Linked DNA regions of Homo sapiens: region 1 is linked to region 2. Evidence: read pairs that join two places in POLR2A ChIA-PET (ENCODE). Cell type or tissue: PC-3. All regions are shown on one strand. Each heading gives the region's core, and the rest is flanking DNA. Links, peaks and the distances in the headings are about the cores only.

What was found. Peaks named below come from ENCODE experiments on the same cell type or tissue, not always from the same donor. Only the 100,000 strongest peaks of a DNase experiment are listed, where the experiment ranks them.
Region 1: POLR2A ChIA-PET joins it to region 2 with 6 read pairs; 7 of 35 experiments call an interaction of 5 or more read pairs at or near these places.

The regions. Positions count from the first base shown.
Region 1 is chr7:66,742,841-66,748,220 of GRCh38, forward strand. All of the region lies in intron 1 of RABGEF1 (RAB guanine nucleotide exchange factor 1), which reads left to right. Among named protein-coding and RNA genes, the nearest start is that of RABGEF1, 4.8 kb to the left of the region's middle. In PC-3, for the core only: no CTCF peak of the experiment used is centred there; a DNase peak (open chromatin) is centred at 2,491; H3K27ac peaks cover 111 bases.
Region 2 is chr7:66,118,689-66,124,068 of GRCh38, forward strand. All of the region lies in intron 1 of CRCP (CGRP receptor component), which reads left to right. Among named protein-coding and RNA genes, the nearest start is that of CRCP, 6.5 kb to the left of the region's middle. In PC-3, for the core only: no CTCF peak of the experiment used is centred there; no DNase peak of the experiment used is centred there; H3K4me3 peaks cover 443 bases; H3K27ac peaks cover 539 bases.

The DNA of each region.
Region 1 (5,380 bases), core at 226-5,225, 620 kb after region 2:
AAGCAATCTTCCTGCCTCAAGCGTCCCAAGTGCTGAAATTACAGGCATCAGCTACCGAGCCTGGAGGGTCGTTACTAAAGTGAAAAAGTGCAGGACAGAGATGTAGGAGCTCAGGCTTCCTCTGATGGTGACAGAACCAGGGGAAGTTTTTTAGCTGGGTCCTTGTGTGGTTAAAATGGGTCTCTCTGGCCAGGCGCGGTGGCTCACGCCTGTAATCCCAGCACTTTGGGAGGCCGAGGCGGGCGGATCACGAGGTCAGGAGTTTGAGACCAGCCTGAGCAACATGGTGAAACCCCATCTCTACTAAAAACACTAAAATTAGCTTGGTGTGATGGCGCCTGCCGTAATGCTAGCTACTCAGGAGGCTGAGGTAGGAGAATTGCTTGAACCTAGCAATTCTAGGAGGTTGTGGTGAGCCAAGATTGTACCAATGCACTCCAGCCTGGGCGACAGAGCGAGACCTCGTCTCAAAAAAAAGAAAAAAATTTAAAAAAAAAAAAAAGGCTCTCTCTCTCTCCCTGTCTCCCAGGCTGGAATGCAGTGGCAGGAACACAGCTCACTGTAGCCTCCACCACCCATGCTTAAGCTATCCTCTTGTCTCAGCCTCCCAAGTAACTGGGACCACAGGCCTGCCACCTACTAATTTAGCTTGCCTGGCTAAATTTTTTTTTCTTTTTTTGATACGGAATCTGGCTCTGTCGCCCAGGCTGGAGTGCAGTGGCGCGATCTCGGCTCACTGCAAGCTCCCCCTCCTGGGTTCACGCCATTCTCCTGCCTCAGCCTCCTGAATAGCTGGGACTACAGATGCCCGCCACCATGCCTGGCTAATTTTTTCTATTTTTAGTAGAGATGTGGTTTCACTGTGTCAGCCAGGATGGTCTCAATCTCCTGACCTCGTGATCCGCCCTCCTCGGCATTCCAAAGTGCTGGGATTACAGGTGTGAGCCACCACACTTGGGCTAAATTTTTTTGTAGAGATGGAATCCTTGTATGTTTCCCAGGGTGCTCTCCAACCCCTGGCCTCAAGTGATTCTCTAGCCTCGGCCTCCCAAAGTGTTGGGATTACAAACATGAGCCACTGCACCCGGCCCTAAAATGGAATTTTATGTAACTCTTACACACAGGCTGCTATGTAGCTGATAAGGATAAATGTTTTCAGTGTAGTGCTTGATTATTTGCTTTTTTCTTTTCTTTTCTTTTCTTTTTTTTTTTTTTAAGACGGAGTCTTGATCTGTGACTGGGCTGGAGTGCAGTGGCATGATCTTGGCCACTGCAACCTCTGCCTCCTGGATTCAAGCGATTTGTGTGCCTCAGCCTTCTGAGTAGCTGGGACTGACCATAGATAGGCGCGCGCCACCACGCCCAGCTAATTACTGCTATCTTGTATTTTAATTTTTTCTGCTTATTAGATGTTTGAAATGGTGGCTCACGCCTGTAATCCTCGCACTTTGGGAGGCCAAAGTGGGAGGATTGCTTGAGGTCAGGGGTTGGAGACCAGCCTGGGCAAAATAGCAAGACTGCATCTCTACAAAAAAAAAAAAAAGATAGCCGGGCGCAGTGGCTCACGCCTGTAATCCCAGTACTTTGGGAGGCTGAGGCAGGCGGATCACGAGGTCAGGAGATCAAGACCATCCTGGCTAACACGGTGAAACCCTGTCTCTACTAAAAATACAAAAAATTAGCTGGGCATGGTGGCAGGCGCCTGTAGTCCCAGCTACTCGGGAGGCTGAGGCAGGAGAATGGCGTGAACCTGGGAGGTGGAACTTGCAGTGAGCCGAGATGGCGCCACTGCACTCCAGCCTGGGCGACAGAGCCAGACTCCGTCTCAAAAAAAAAAAAAAAAAAAAGATGCTTGACGTGAATGTATACTCATTTCCTAGTTGTTTCTTTCTATAAGGATGTCTGACCTGGCTAATTTGTAAACAGGAATTCTGCATTCATTTCTCTCTTTGCTTTCTCAACCCCAATTGAGCACACAAGTGTTTAATGAGTACTTAACTGATTTGATAAGAATAACTCATTGATTTCTTTGATTTTTTGTTGCTGGTTTTCAGTGAAAAAAATGTTATCAGCCGCACACGGTGGCTCACGCCTGTAATCCCAGCACTTTGGGAAGCTGAGGCGGGTGGATCATGAGGTCACGAGATCCAGACCATCCTGGCTAACATGGTAAAACCCCATCTCTAATAAAAATACAAAAAATTAGCCGGGCATGGTTGCAGGCGCCTGTAGTCTCAGTTACTCAGGAGGCTGAGGCAGGAGAATGGCGTGAACCCGGGAGGCGGAGCTTGCAGTGAGCCGAGATTGTGCCACTGCACTCCAGCCTGAGCGACAGAGCGAGACTCCATCTCAAAAAAAAAAAAAATGATATCAGTACTTACTCATTGTGATGTCTACATATAGAACTAAAATTCTGTTTACTTATGTGAGTCTTTGGCTAGAGACATAGAATTTCAGTCTTGACTGTGTGAGCTTAATTTCTGGCATGTGGGTTTTTATTGGCTGCAGAGGAAACATCTCTAGCAGAGATGACCTATCCCTCAAATGTAGGAAATACCTGTGTAAACCTAACACCTGTGACTCAGAATAGAAATGGTACCAAGTGAGTGGCTTCTTAGCCCATCAGTAAAGTTATCACACCATAGGCTGGGTGCGGTGGCTCACACCTGTAATCCCAACACTTTGGGAGGCTGAGGTGGGCAGATCACTTAAGGCCAGGAGTTTGAGACCAGCCTGGATCAAGATGGCAAAACTCCGTCTCTACTAAAATGCAAAAAACTTAGCCAGGCATGGTGATGTGCGCCTGTGATCTCAGCTACTCGGGAGTCTGAGGCACAAGAATCTCTTGATCCCGGGAGGCGGAAATTGCAATGAGCCGAGATTGTGCCACTGCACTCCAGCTTGGGCAACAGAGTGAGACTCTATCTCAAAAAAAAAAAAAAAAAAGTGATCACACTAAAACCAAGAGTTTCAGGCTGGTGCAGTGGCTCATGCCTATAATACCAGTGCTTTGGGAGGCCAAAGTGGGAGAATCGCTTGAGCCTAGGAGTTCCAGGCTGCAGTGAGCTGTGATCAAGCCACTGCACTACAGCCTGAGTGACAGAGTGATACCCTGTCTCTATAAAAAGAAGTTTCATAGTACAGGCCAAACATCTTGAAAATCTTATTAAATGTACACTTCTTTCATAGAGCACTGTAGAAACATCATGTGTGTTGTTTCACATGGCTGAAGTGAGTTTAAATGATCTGGACTATTGTTACAATATGTAAACATGTGAAATAACAGTTATCCCACTTAATATTATTTAACTTATGTTTATCTCTTTGATGTTTGGATAAAGCTCCTAAAATGCTTTAGGAAAACATTATACTTTTATGGTGCTGTTTTGAAGTTTCCTGTGAAATTCCTGTTTTCAATGAAGTTACTGTCAGTGGGATAGGAAGTGTGATTTTTTTTTTTTACTTTTCTTTTTTTCTTTTTGAGACGGAGTCTTGCTCTGTTGCCCAGGCTGGAGTGCAGTGGCGCGATCTTGGCTCACTGCAACCTCTGCTTCCTGGGTTCAAGGATTCTTCTGCCTCAGCCTCCCGAGTAGTTAACCACCATACCCAGCTAATTTTTTTTGTATTTTTAGTAGAGACGGGGTTTCACCATATTGGCCAGGCTGATCTCGAACTCCTGACCTCGTGATCCACCCGCCTCGGCCTCCCAAAGTGCTGCGATTACAGGCGTGAGCCACCGTGCCCGGCAGGAAGTGCAATTTTTATTTATAATATAACCTTTTTTTTTTTTTTTTTTTTTTGAGAACAGAGTCTTGCTCTGTCACCCAGGCTGGAGTGTGGTGGCACGATCTCTACTCACTGCAACTTCCACCTCCCCGGTTCAAGCGATTCTTGTGCCTCAGCCACCTGAGTAGCTGGGAATATGGGCTCCTGCCACCACGTCCGGCTAATTTTTTTTTTTGCTGGAGTGAGACTGAGTTTCAGCCTTGTTGCCCAGGCTGGAGTGCAATAGTGCGATCTTGGCTTACTACAACCTCTGCCTCCTGGGTTCAAGTGATTCTCCTGCCTCAGCTTCCCAAGTAGCTGGTGTTAACAGGCACGCGCCACCATGCTGAGCTAATTTTTTTATTTTTAGTAGAGACGGGGTTTCACCATGTTGGCCAGGCTGGTCTCGAATTTCTGACCTCAGGTGATCCACCTGCCTTGGCCTCCCAAAGTGCTGGGATTACAGGTGTGAGCTACCGTGCCCGGCCCTAGTGGAACATTTTAATTTGTTTCTGGTAGCATAGCTCTCTTGGCAATGGTCATTAAGAGGGCCAAATACCATTATTATGATCAATTAATTAAATGTGGTTAAAAGTCAGAAGTTAGAATAAGTATGTGTTCATGAATGCGTAAAATATTACACACTGAGAGAGTATTAAGCTTTTTAATTTTCCCCCAGTAACAGTGAGCAGATTGCTGAAATCTCTGAAGCAGGAATGTAACAAGAGTTTTGAGGGCTCTAAATTCTCTGCTGTTTCACCCTAAGGAATGGTTTGGCAGCATCCTCTATGCTAGGCACAGAACAACTCAGGAGGAATTGTACAAAGACCTTATGAACCACATTTGAAGCTAGTCTGTTCAGTTCCCATTCAAAATAAATACACAACTGTAATTGAATTTATGGTGATTTGGTCTGTATGCTAAAATTAAAAATCGCTTTTGGGGGATTTTCACATAGGGGTATATTTATAATTTTCTGTGTGCTTTGCAGTTAAAAATACATAGTGAAAGTTTTATTTTTGTAGTTCCTCTGTTGTACAGAGGAAATTTAAATTCTTAAAATTAGAATTTTCTAATTTTAAGCACTTTCATTTTTCCTTTAGAAGGTACTTTGGAGCACATAAAAGAAAATGCCATTAGAAATTGAACATAGAAAATGTTTATTAATCGAAGAAAATGTTTTCTTATTGTGCTATAATTTTTTTCAGTGGAACATATCATTTACTTATTCCATTATTCCACATCTTGTTCCAGAAAGGGTTTGTAATGACTTACAAAGATACGTGCGACATACTGTTGGTAACATAACAGATAAGTGGGTGAGGAATGCAGGACTGAGGGAAAATTAAGATGGAAACAGGAATGAGCTGTGTACACAGAGCACTTGGACTGAAGTCTTAAGTGCAGAGGGCCACAAATTTGGCTTTGCTTTTGAGTAGCCAATTAAGAGAGAAATATAATCAGTTACATGGGTCAGTGACCATACGACAAAAGAGATCATTTCTGCTTTGGATTCCCAAAGACTTTCCAGCATGCGTTTCAAAGGGCTGGGTGTCGAGTTTTACTTTGTGTGTTAGTAAAACTCCTTATTGGCTTTTTGTGTAAGACGGTGACA
Region 2 (5,380 bases), core at 139-5,138:
ATCTCTAGATGACTTATTATGATACCATGACATGTAATACCGGTTTTTGTCCATGGTTCCTGGCTCATAACTACCATAGCCTTTATTACTTCCTAAATGACTAAAACAGTAAGCATAACTTTTGTTAAAGTATTTGTCCTTTGTCCAAGGTTCCTGAAGCGGCCTTGGGACAGCTTCAGAGCAGTAAAGGTGAAAGACAGTCTTTTGTTAGAATGTTGGGGCACTCTAAGCCTCAGAAGCAGGCCTCAGAAAACAGAAGCTCTGTCTGTCTCTTGCCCTCTAATCATCCCCTGCCTTTCTGTCTTAGAGCTGGTTGTAAAGAAATTCTCTGACCTATCTCGTCTGATTGTTTCAGAGGGGGTCCTGCCCCTTACCCAGTAGGAAGGAATACCACACACAGAGGCCAGGGAGAATCTGGATGGGCCTTGCTGGGTGTCTGCACTCAGTCTTAGTATTAGATCACACTCTCTGTCCAGTCAATTACTGTGAGGTTGGCCATGCTTCAATCATCTCTCTAATGAAATCTCTACAAAACGCCCAAGAGAACTTCTGGATAGTCTAACAGGTGGAAGTTTCTGGAGGGTGGTATGCCTGGGGAGGGCATAGAGCTCTGCGCCCCCTCTCTATCCCTCACCCTGTGCACCACTTCATCTGTATGCTTGGTAATATCCTTTAAATAAACCAGTAAACCTAAGTAGGTGTTTTGTGAGCCATTCTAGCAAATTAATGAAGCCTAAAGAGGAGGTCTTGGGAACTGCAGCTTGAAGCCCGCCGTTGAGAAGTTCTGGAGGCCCTGACTTGTGTGACTGCTGTCTGAAGTAGGGGCAGTCTTCTGGGACTGAGCCCTCAGCCTGTGGAATCTCACACTGTTTTCAGATAGTGTCTGAAATGAATTGGATTGGAGGGTACCCAGCTGGTGTTGGCTGCAGAATTGATTGCTTGTTTATTGGTAGAGAGAAAACCCCACACATCTGGTCACAGAAGTCTTCTGTATTGATTGTTGTCGAGTGAGAGCAGAGGAAAAACTGTTTGATTATCAACCAACTTGTCATATCTGATGCAATGTAAAGGCTGTGTAAATAGTAGTTGTACTGTGTTGTTTAGGGAATAATGACAAAAAGCAGTCTATCCATGTTCAGTGTAGAGGCAGCCATCCTAGGCCTAACTACATAGTACATGTCAGCAACAATGTAGCATTTTCTTAAAATTTTTTTTTGCAGCCCGGTGCTCATGCCTGTAATCCCAGCACTTTGGGAGGCTGAGTGGGGCGGATCATGAGGTCAGGAGATCGAGACCATCCTGGCTAACACAGTGAAACCCCTTCTCTACTAAAAATAGAAAAAATTAGCTGGGCGCTGTGGCGGGCGCCCGTAGTCCCAGCTACTATCGGGAGGCTGAGGCAGGAGAATGGCGTGAACCCGGGAGGTGGAGCTTGCAGTGAGCCAAGATCGCACCACTGCACTCCAGCCTGGGCGATAGAGCGAGACCCCGTCTCAAAAAAAAAGAAAAAAAGAAAAAGAAAAAAAAATGTTTTTTGCATGTTTTTCATTTGAGGTTGGTTGAATCTAAGGATGTGGAACCTGAGGCTAAGGAAAGCCGACTGTATAAATTCATTAGCTAGCATCCTAGTTGCTAGGCGTGTATATTTTCTGATTTTCCTAAGTGAAATGGTTTGAATCACGGGGTTTTGTTCTTGTAACAGCCTGTCCCCTTCTGCCAAGTAGTCAGTGACTTCCTGTAACCAATCAAGAATTTTGCAGCCAGTAATTCATGGGAAAATGAGGTTTCCTGAGATAGACATGTGATTTGGGAGTGGAAGGGCCCTGGAGTGGAAAGGTCTGGAAGCCTAACTTCTGGTCCTCACCTGGTCTTCAACAGGAGGCGTGACCTTTGGAAGTCTGCTCCTTAGGATCTTTAGCAGAACCTTGAGTTGCAGATACAGTTGACCCTTGAACAACACGAGCTTGAACTTCATGGATCTCCTTATACGCAGATTTTAAAAAATAAATGCAGTTGGCCCTCCATATCTGCAGGTTCCACATCTGCAACCAAACACAGAGAATGAAAATATAGTATTTGAGGGATGAGAATATACCCACGTATGTGGAGAGCTGGCTTCCTAGCTGCTGGTTCTGCAAGGCTCTCTGGGACACAAGCATGTTTGGATTTTAGTATATGTGGGGGTCCTGGGACCAATCTCCAGTGAATACCAGGGGATGCCTGTATATTGTACCTCTATCAGACACTCCCAGAACCTGAAGTGAGGAGGCACAATGAACAGCTCCCCTAAGTTTTTGCTACTTTTTAAAATTCTGATTGAGGAAATACCTACTAAGTAACTAATACATAATAATAATAATAATAATAATAATAATAATACCTGAAATTTCTTCTTTTTTTTTTGAGATGGAGTTTCGCTCTTGTCACCCAGGCTGGAGTGCAATGGCGCAATCTCGGCTGACTGCAACCTCCGCCTCCCGAGTTCAAGCAGTCCTCCTGCCTGAGCCTACTGGGTAGCTGCCTGGCTAATTTTTGTATTTTCAGTAGAGATGGGGTTTCATCATGTTGGCCAGGCTGGTCTTGAACTCCTGAGCTCAGGTGATTCTACCGCCTCGGCCTCCGAAAGTGCTGGGATTACAGGCATGAGCCACCGCGCTGGCCCAGAAATTTATTTAAGGGGAGGAATATTTATGCTTTATTTGATTGACAATTTAAAAATAAAAATTTCTTGACCATTACTTGGAAATGTATTTTCGTCAAGTAAAAGCATACAATTTTTTTTTTTTTTTGAGATGGAGTCTCACTCCATCACCTAGGCTAGAGTGCAGTGGTGCAATCTCAGCTCACTGCAATCTCCACTTCCTGGATTCGAGCGATTCTTCTGCCTCAGCCTCCTGACTAGCTGGGACTACAGGCATGCGCCACCATGCAAAATATTTATATAGCAAAATTAGGTATTTCTATCTATAAGGTATTTGCTATTTGGCTTTGTCTATAAATGATCATTTATATGGCTGGAAAAGTTTGTATCCACTCTTTTATTCTTGAACGTAATATATATAATTGGGAAAATAGACATTATCCTCTGTACCATCTTTTTGAGGTAGTGTCAGGATTTCTTTCCTTTTACAGCTGGAAATACTCATATTTAGAAAAGGTGGGTAATAGGTACTATAACAACTCAGTAACAGGACTGGAAAGAGGATACTCATTTGCTAGCTCCCAAGAGAATGCTACAAGTTAAGTTGTTCATTGACTTCAGAAGCTGCTCCGTTTGCTTGTACCAGAGTTTAGGTTTTCAGAGCATGACTTGATAGCATAGGTTGGGCATAGGAGAATTTGAGCAATTATTTTCGTCATTGCCTGTGTAAGAGTTGACTGTGTGGCAATTAATAGGCACTGTTTGGCCGGGCACAGTGGCTCACGCCTGTAATCCCAGCACTTTGGGAGGCCGAGGTGGGTGGATCACAAGGTCAGGAGATCAAGACCATCCTGGCTAACACAGTGAAACCCCATCTCTACTAAAAATACAAAAAATTAGCCGGGCGTGGTGGTGGGTGCCCGTAGTCCCAGCTACTTGGGAGGCTGAGGCAGGAGAATGGCATGAACCCGGGTGGCGGAGTTTGCGGTGAGCTGAGATCGCGCCACTGCACTCCAGCCTGGGCGACAGAGCAAGACTCCGTCTCAAAAAAAAAAAAAAAAAAAAAGGCACTGTTTGCATGTGCCATTTGTGTATGTGTTTGCTTCTAAGGAAAGTCCACCAAGAGATCATTTTGTTCTGTTTATTTGGAATTCAGTTTCCTCAAGTAGTTGTTTACATCCACTTGACTCACCATTTTAAGCAAATTTTACAAGAAGTGTCAAATGGAAAGTCAGCTTCAGTCATCTAATTCATTACTTAAGGAAATTAAGTAACTGCCTGCCTGTAGTATAGATTTAGACAGTTGTTTTGTTTTTTTTTTTACTCAAGCATTGCTATGTTAATTTGCCAGGCTGCTTTTAGAAAGCACCAGACACTGGGTGGCTTAGACAGCAAACACTTGTTTTCTGACAGTTCGGGAGACTGGATCAAGGTGTAGCAGGTTTGGTTTCTTTTGAGGCCTCTTGCCTGAGCTTGCAGATTGCAAACTTCTTGATATGTTCTCACATGGTCTCTCCTCTGTGTGCACAAGTCCCTGGACTTTTTTCTAGACAGTCTTTAAAATGCACTTAGAGTATTTGCTTTAAACACATGTCAATAAAATGAGTACTATTCTTTCTTTCTTTCTTTTTTTTTTTTTTTTTGAGATGGAGTCTCGCTCTGTCGCCCAGGCTGGAGTGCAGTAGCCCCATCTCGGCACACTGTAAGCTCCGCCTCCCGGGTTCACGCCATTCTCCTGCCTCAGCCTCCTGAGTAGCTGGGATTACAGGCGCCCGCCACTACGCCCGGCTAATTTTTTGTATTTTTAGTAGAGACGGGGTTTCACCGTGTTAGCCAGGATGGTCTTGATCTCCTGATCTCGTGATGCGCCCGACTTGGCCTCCCAAAGTGCCGGGATTACAGGTGTGAGCCACTGCGCCTGGCGTAAAATGAGTACTATTCTAAGTCCTACAGGAGAATATGAAGTTTTGTATAGGTAAGCAGTTTCTAGAAGTCTGATTGCATGTGAATATATTACATAATACTAAAGTGTTAGCTGTAGAGCAGACAGTTCCTGCTTTGTAGAGATCAACAGCTTCTACGTTTATAATTGCTAGATGTGTCTATTAAGTTCTAATAGCTCTAAAAAACTTTTAGATGCCTGGTATGGTGGCTCACGCCTGTAATCCCAGTACTTTGGGAGGGCAAAGCGGTCAGATCACCTGAGGTCAGGAGTTTGAGACCAGCCTGACCAACATGGAGAAACCCCGTCTCTACTAAAAATACAAAATTAGCCAGGTGTGGTGGCTCATGCCTGTAATACCAGCTACTTGGGAGGCTGAGGCAGGAGAATCGCTTGAACTCGGGAAGTGGAGGTTATGGTGAGCTGAGATCATGCCATTGCACTCCAGCCTGGGCAACAAGAGCGAAACTCTTGTCTCAAAAAAAAAAAAAGGTGGGGGGGCCGGGCGCAGTGGCTGAGGCCTGTAATCCCAGCACTTTGGGAGGCCGAGGCGGGCGGATCATAAGGTCAGGAGATCGAGACCATCCTGGCTAACATGGTGAAATCCCGTCTGTACTAAAAAAATGAGCCGGGCGTGGTGGCTGGCGCCTGTAGTCCCAGCTACTCCAGAGGCTGAGGCAGGAGAATGGCGTGAACCCGGGAGGCGGAGCTTGCAGTGAGCCGAGATCGCGCCACTGCACTCCAGCCTGGGTGACAGAGTGAGACTCCGTCTCAAAAAAAAAAAAAAAAAAAAAAAA